Linked DNA regions of Homo sapiens: region 2 is linked to region 1. Evidence: chromatin contacts called from ENCODE Hi-C or POLR2A ChIA-PET data. All regions are on one chromosome and are shown on one strand. The core of a region is the stretch at or near the end of the contact, and the rest is flanking DNA. Distances in the headings are between cores, read along the strand shown. Region 1 overlaps CD44 (CD44 molecule (IN blood group)). Region 2 has its middle 21 kb from the start of CD44-AS1.

Region 1 (3,390 bases), core at 310-2,809:
AAATGACAGGAAGCCCACTTACCCTTCATGTGATTTTTTAATAAAGTGTGGAGAGGTGATCATGAAAAGAGAGCCCTAGAGAGAAGAATTTGAGCTTATTGAATATTATTTTAAGATCAGAAGTCCCTTGATTCTGGACCACAAGATAGGGGCCTTTACCAAGGCCTGGTAAGGCTTCAGTGGAACAAACTTCACTAATGGAATTTTCACTCTCTCTCCAGAGAGGAGATTCTGAAGTCTTGACCTTGACTGGCTTTCCCCAGCAGTGGGCTGACTGCTTCTCTCTGATTCTGCCTGTTGGTCTTCCCATCATACTCTTGGGAATTTAGAAAGCCCAAACCTAGTCGTAGCCCCCAGGCCTCCTGCCCTTTACAGCCTGAATGCTCTCTCTACAATTAGGCAGGGCTCTTAGGAGAGGACTCCAGGACTTGGGGTTGGCCCAGGGTTGGGTCACCAAGGACACAGGCTGTCCTTGTGACATTACGAGATGTCTGCAGCCAAACCCAAAAATCTAGACTGACCAAGCTAAGGCTCCAGGTTGATGTAGCTGGAACATAGCTCTCTGGGTGGACTGCACCCAAAGTGATTGAGCTCCTGGGAGTCAACCACACACAAACCACTTGGGCAGCCAGAAGCACTGGTAAGCTCTCCAAATTTTTTATTTTTACAGTGTTTATCATTAAAAAGCCAGGATTCTATTTCTGTCCTCTGATTTGCTGAGCTCATGTCCAAAACAGATTGCACAACTAATAAATCTTACTGAGCTGGTTCTGATCAGAAGTAGGAAGGGAAAAGGACAAGGTTTTGTTGTTTTAAAGCATTATTGTTAATTGGATTATCTATTTTTAAAGCCAGGAGGCACAATGGGAAGCTTCTAACCAATTTCTCTTGTGACACAGGAGAAAATAAAATCAAGGATAGCCGAGTATGGTCCTCCAGCAAGTTAAAAAACAAAACAAAACAAACAAAAAACAAAAACAAAAACACACACACACACACACAAAACTCAGTGGTTCATAATTGCAGATTTCTGACTCCTACACCAGTGCTGTTGCTACTGATCTATCTTTCATAAGAGGTCTGAGCAAGCTGCTCTCAAAAAAGCCACAACTCACTGTCTTAATAGGACACGAAGAAGTCATTTTCTTCTTCATTTGTTCGAAGGCTTCAAAGCCCAGAAGTTTTCATCTGGGAGTCTTTCTAGCTATTGTGCCCTCTGCTGCCCCCCAGGCCTGCCAGTCTAGAAGGCTGGCACATCACTCGCCCCCATCTCCTGATGCCCATGTGATGGGCTCCTGGTGAAAGGGTGTATTGTTTAGCATCCACTTCTGAATGAGGCCAGAATCACACTTGGTGGCCGAATCGCCTTTGGCTGCCCAGTGCAGACCATGAGTCTTGAGTGACTCAGTCTCTCCCGGAATTGCCCTGGAGGCAGATGAGGGTTTAATGAGCAGAGAAAACAGTCATGCACAATCATACCCAGAGAATTTCCTCCAGAATGTGCCCTGGGTTGCTTTCAACTGAGCTATTCATCACTTGGCACTTAGAAATGCAAGGCACCCCAACGTCTTGGCGCCTGGCTGGACCCCCTGATTTCTCTGCCTTTTTTCCGTGGAGCCTGGAGCCTGTCATGGCAGTCAACGCTGAACCAACATGGAGGGGCCTGTCACATTGGAGAAGAATCCCAAGGGTTCTCCTAGCTGTTACCCTGGCCCTTCAGCCAAGGCCACCAAATGATCAACCCAATGCACAGCCTAGAAAGCTCTTGGGTTGTTTTGAGAGTTTGGAGAACAGTACTGTCCCTGTCTCCTAATGGGATGATGGGGACTTGGAGGTGAGGGTATGGAGAACTGTTTAACCCCCCACTCCTGGTCCTGGATCCAACAGAGTCTTTCTGGCAAAAGAAAGTATATGTCCCAGAACTGTTGCTTCACTGCACCAGAATTCTGTAACACCAAGTAGTCTTTGACGAGTGCGTCTTCAGGCAGAGAAACCACAGTACCCACCCCTGTGTGTTGCCATGGTGATCAGGAAATCCTCTGGCCTCACGATCTTTGTTTTCTGCTTTTTCGGATCTTATTGATTTAGCAGATTGACTAGCACAAACCCAGGATGTGGTAAATGAAATGAAAAAAGCATCTTGGGGCCCAAATAGGGTTTTTCCTCTTGCAAGTAGAAAATAAGGTTGGGCCACTTGGTTTTGTCATTGTATTTTTTTTTCTGGGTAGTTACAATGACTGATACATCACCTAATCAATATACAGTTTCTGCTAATGTCTATAGCTGGCATTTTGTGGAACTGCTTAGCTTTAGTTTGAGGGAAGACTTTCGTAACAGTTGAGGTAGGATGAGAAACTGTTACTCATAGGTAATATCTATATTTCAGGGCTGATTCATGGGTTGCTGACATGCTGAGATAAGCCGGGGGCCCCCATCTGGGAGTGGGATGCACTGGTTCTAGCCTAAACTCTGTTAATTATAAGCTAATTATGTGACCTTGAATAACTCCCTGTAGCTCCCCCAGGCACACCTTGCCTTCCTGCCACCCAAGATGAAATAAAAAGTTATGAAATTTTGGAGCTTGGGGGATAAAAGTGAGAAGGTTGATGTGCATACCTGGGACAGTATTAAAATCTCAAAAAGCTTCTCAGAAACCTCATATGAATTAAGACACATTGGGGCTCCACCCTCAGCAGAACCGAATGGATTAAAGTACATCAGGCTTTGCTATTCTTGCCACGTAGCAGTTTCCTTCACCAATTATAAAGCACTTTCACACCCAAAAGCAGCCTGTGAGGCCCAGAGGGTAGGTACTACAGACCCATTTAAAAGGTGAAGAAACTAATGGACATAAGTTTCACAGACTCAAAGTCTTACGGAGAGTTTGGTAAACCCAGATCTCAACTCAGATTTTCCAGTTCTGCTAATTTTCCCCATTCCCCTCTGGTGCTGCCTTTTCAACTTGGGTTGTCAACAGGCAAATGGGACCAGTGGAAGCATTCAGAGAGAAGATTGATGGTTTTCAGATGTTTCTTTCTCTCCCTGACATGATGTCTTAGGCACAACCACAGTATTTCAAGTGGTTGAAAATCAAGCTGAGCTAATGGGGGCTGGAGTGAGGGTGGAAGGGCAGACCCAGAGACTCAATCTACCAGATGCTCATTCTCTTCCAGCACCCACCCTACCCCATCAATTGTTCTGGCACCCACCACAAAGCCCTAAGAGCCTTGGTGGAAAAGTCTGGAAAATACTGTGGTAGGGGCCAATCAAAGTGACGATGGCCACCACTTAGTAAGTCCTGCAATAAACCAGGGGCTCCAAAGCATTTGGAAACCTAGGAGGGTAAATCATCCCATGCAACGGACATACAAACAGATGCTCAGAGCAATT
Region 2 (3,390 bases), core at 550-3,049, 69 kb before region 1:
AAAACCCATTGAGGTTTGGAAGAGAGATGCTGTCCTTATTGAGACGCTTTTGAGTTTACTTTATACTTATTATGATTTAAATATCTGCTATATGCATAGACAGTCCTTATTAAATAGCTACTAACTTTCTTTCAGAACAATTGTTTGAAATCTTACTCTTCTTTGCATCCCTCTGACAGTTTACCCCTCTGACAGCTTTTCTTCACATTTCTCTCTTCATTTCTTAATGAGATTTAAAGAATCCTAGAAGAGGCGAAAATAAAAAGTAAATCTCTCACTGAACTCTAGTAACCCAAGCTGAAATTTGAAGCCCTTAGCCTTTATTATTGAAAACCTGTCTCTCCACTTCTGCATGGGTGAGTTCCCAAGGTCAAGGATCTTCAGAATCTCCAGAGCTAGGCCCTTGAAATTTCAATCTCATTTCTTCTCTCTCCCTATCTAGGGGTCACCTTGAAGGTTGGCTCTGGCAGAGCCTTTGTGTTATAGATGTTGGCAATAATAAACCTGCATATTCCACCCTTCCCCAGAAAACAGGAGTGGGAATCTCTTCTTCTTTTTGATACTATTTGGAAATCTTAGGGTGGGAGAGGGTAGGCTTTTCAGACCCCAGTGCTTAAAAGGGTTTGGGAGAGGTTCAGAAATTTTTGGAACACCTCTGACTTCTCCCAAATCATGGTTCATATTCTTTCTAGACCCCTACTGTGTATTCACACAAAAGTGATTAAGATAGCAGAAATGAGGGAAGGAAACCTATATGCGTCTACTATATTCCATCATTTTACAGATATTATCTCATTTAACCCCCCAGCATTCTTTCCGGTAGAGATTATTATTCCTGCTTTACCGATGAGGAAACCGAGGCACAGAACTGTTCAATAATTCGTGTAAGGTTATACATAAGTAAATGGCAGAGGTTGAATTTGAACTGAGAGTCTTGTTTTAAATATCACCTTTTAAAAGCTAAACCTTAGCCTCCTCTTCTGAGGTTTATTATTCCTCTTTCGGGAGAGAGGAAGGAGGAAGTGGTTTAGACAAGACTTCTGGAAAACAGTAGTCACCACGTAATGAGATCAGCAGTCTGGAAGCCTAATGGGGCAGGATTGAGGAGCCGGGTTATGGGCGGCCCTGACAGGCAAACTACTGGTGTTCAAGACCAGGTGTCAACACAGGCAAGAAATGGGGCTTGAGGCCAGGATGCCCAGCCAGACTTTCTTCTCCACTGAGCCTTTGCCCCGGGCATCACAGCAAAAATCACATTTACACATGACTGATTCTTCCCTTTCCAATAAGCACAGCATCTATGAAGTTGTTTATGGTTTCCTAAATTAATTCCATTGCCAATGTGGTCTAAATGGTGAGTGTACTCATCCCCAAATCTTTTCAGTGGTTTCTGAAAGCCTCCTTTGGCTCCACCAGGCACAGGGAGCTCTGGAATACTGACCTGGTTTGCAACATTTGGAGATGATGTCTTAACTTCAGCAAATTCAGTTTACCAAACTTCTGACAATAGACAATTCAGGCATGTTAAGCCAGAGACTTTGGAGAGAGCTGAGCTCTATCCCTGGTTCTACCACTTTCTACTTACCTGGTTTGGGGGACCATAATGAATTTCTCCGTACCCTCACACCTCATCATATAGTAGAACAGACAGGTTCATGGGCGGATTAATGAAATTGCAAAGTAAGAACTACAATGACATATGGACAAGGTAAGAGTTATACCCACAGAGGGGAAAATGAGCTCATCCTGGATAGGGGTGGGGCAAGACAACTTCCTGGAGGTGACGATCAAAGCCTTGGGTGGATGCCCAACTTTGGTTAACCTACAGCCACAACCTAGATGGCCAAGATTTAATCAACGAATGCCAGTTATTAGCTTCCTGGACTCCCTGCTTGTTAGCCTTGCTTTGAAAGCAAAAACCTTTCAACTAAAATTGAAGGGCTTTCTTCATGGGGAGCTTCAGATTCTGAAATAATCTGTCTCCAGCCACTGTAAGTTAATAGCAATTCACACTTAAAAGTTGGTTAGAGTTCAGAACATTGGAGGAAATGGTGAAGGAAGAAGTTAAGTACCTACTGTGCATATGTGGGTGATGGCAGGTAGGAATTAATATTTTTGAGGACCTAATATACCCCAGCACTGACACGTACTTGTTAAATTTAATCCTCATAGCCACCCTATGAAGGTTTTACTGTCTCTTTACTGACTCAAAATATTTAAGATGTGTGAACAGAGTTTCACAGTTAAGTAAGTGGTAGAATCAGTATTAAAACCCAAAATTTGTCTGATCCCAAAGCTCATGCTGTTTCTACCATACCAAGCAATCTCCCAAACACATTTACACATGACTTTGCTCCTTCCTTTTCCAATAAGCATGGGGTTTATAAAGTTGTTCATGGTTTTCTAAGTTAATGCCATTGCCAATATGGCTCAAATGGTGAGTGTATTTTAAGCATAAACATGAGAGGTGCCCTTGAGCACAAGAATCTTTCAACATGTCTATCGTAGATCTTGATCACACTAATGGCCCTGATAATTGGCTTTTTTGTAACCATATTTTTTGCAGTGTGACTTTGCAGCTTCTCCCATTAGGAGATAGAATCTATTTCCCTTCTTTTAAAATCTGGGCTGCTCTCGTAACTTGATTGGTCAATAGAATATGGTGGAATGACAGAGCACCAGTTCTGAGCCTAGGCCTCAAGAGGACCTGTGAGCATGTGCTCTTACTTGGAACCCTGTCAGGCCTGGACCAGCCAGCTGGAGGCATGTAAGAGTCAGATGGAAAAAGACCCCAATCATCCCAGATGAAGCTGTCCGAAATCAGACAGCTTCTAGCTGACCTGTTTGTTAATCACACACACAAATGCATGAGTCCCGTCATGCTCAAGTGAGCCCTGCCAAGATCAGCAGAAGTACTCAGTTAACTGGTGGATGCATAAGAAATAAATACATGCTTGTTATTTTAAGCGACTAATTTTGGAACAGTTTTTAATGCATCAGTAGTTAATGAATACAACAAAAAATAATTTTCTTTTTAATTAGAGGTCAATAAAAGCAAAACATTGATTGTTTTAATTATTAGTCAGTACTCCAACTTTAAGTGTTCTCTAGACCTGCTGTACAGCTGTCATCTTGGGATCTCCCTTTATCATCATTTTAAGAACTCCCTCTACTTTGTTTTCTGAAACTCATGTCCTCTCCTCTCTTGGTAACTCCCTTGTTTTGATGGAGTACATCCTTTGGGAGTTGCCTGTGAATGGGTGAGCAGGTTTGGAGACTATGATTACCTAAAATCTCTTTATTCCATCCTTATACTTAATTTGCAGCTTAACTAAGTTAGAATTCTAGCTTGGAAATAATTCTTTCAGTATTTTGAGGCCCTGTTTCATG

Evidence for each region. Hi-C counts contacts between places; a loop is a spot of excess contacts on that map. ChIA-PET counts read pairs that join two places held with the same protein, here RNA polymerase II (POLR2A). Pooled maps may share reads with other maps.
Region 2: a loop to region 1 is called in a map of naive thymus-derived CD4-positive, alpha-beta T cell, with 5 times the contacts of the local background. The contact joins two enhancer-like sites. A Hi-C loop is called at or near these places in 13 of 168 maps with a recorded cell type or tissue (CD4-positive, alpha-beta T cell, CD4-positive, alpha-beta memory T cell, CD8-positive, alpha-beta T cell and 8 more), 13 of 37 single-sample maps with no recorded cell type and 16 of 50 pooled maps. POLR2A ChIA-PET finds 5 or more read pairs at or near these places in 16 of 52 experiments (CD4-positive, alpha-beta T cell, CD4-positive, alpha-beta memory T cell, CD8-positive, alpha-beta T cell and 11 more).

Annotation. Positions count from the first base shown.
Region 1 is chr11:35,164,865-35,168,254 of GRCh38, reverse strand. All of the region lies in intron 1 of CD44 (CD44 molecule (IN blood group)), which reads right to left. Among named protein-coding and RNA genes, the nearest start is that of SNORD164, 3.6 kb to the right of the region's middle. RefSeq lists an enhancer at 2,167-2,226 and a silencer at 2,647-2,696. Within about 2 kb of position 1,559, at least 31 of the 41 ENCODE cell types and tissues checked have a DNase peak (open chromatin) inside an H3K27ac peak, as active enhancers do; they include breast epithelium and natural killer cell, where a contact is called at or near this core.
Region 2 is chr11:35,234,525-35,237,914 of GRCh38, reverse strand. No RefSeq gene overlaps it. Among named protein-coding and RNA genes, the nearest start is that of CD44-AS1, 21 kb to the right of the region's middle. Within about 2 kb of position 1,799, at least 7 of the 41 ENCODE cell types and tissues checked have a DNase peak (open chromatin) inside an H3K27ac peak, as active enhancers do; they include breast epithelium and natural killer cell, where a contact is called at or near this core.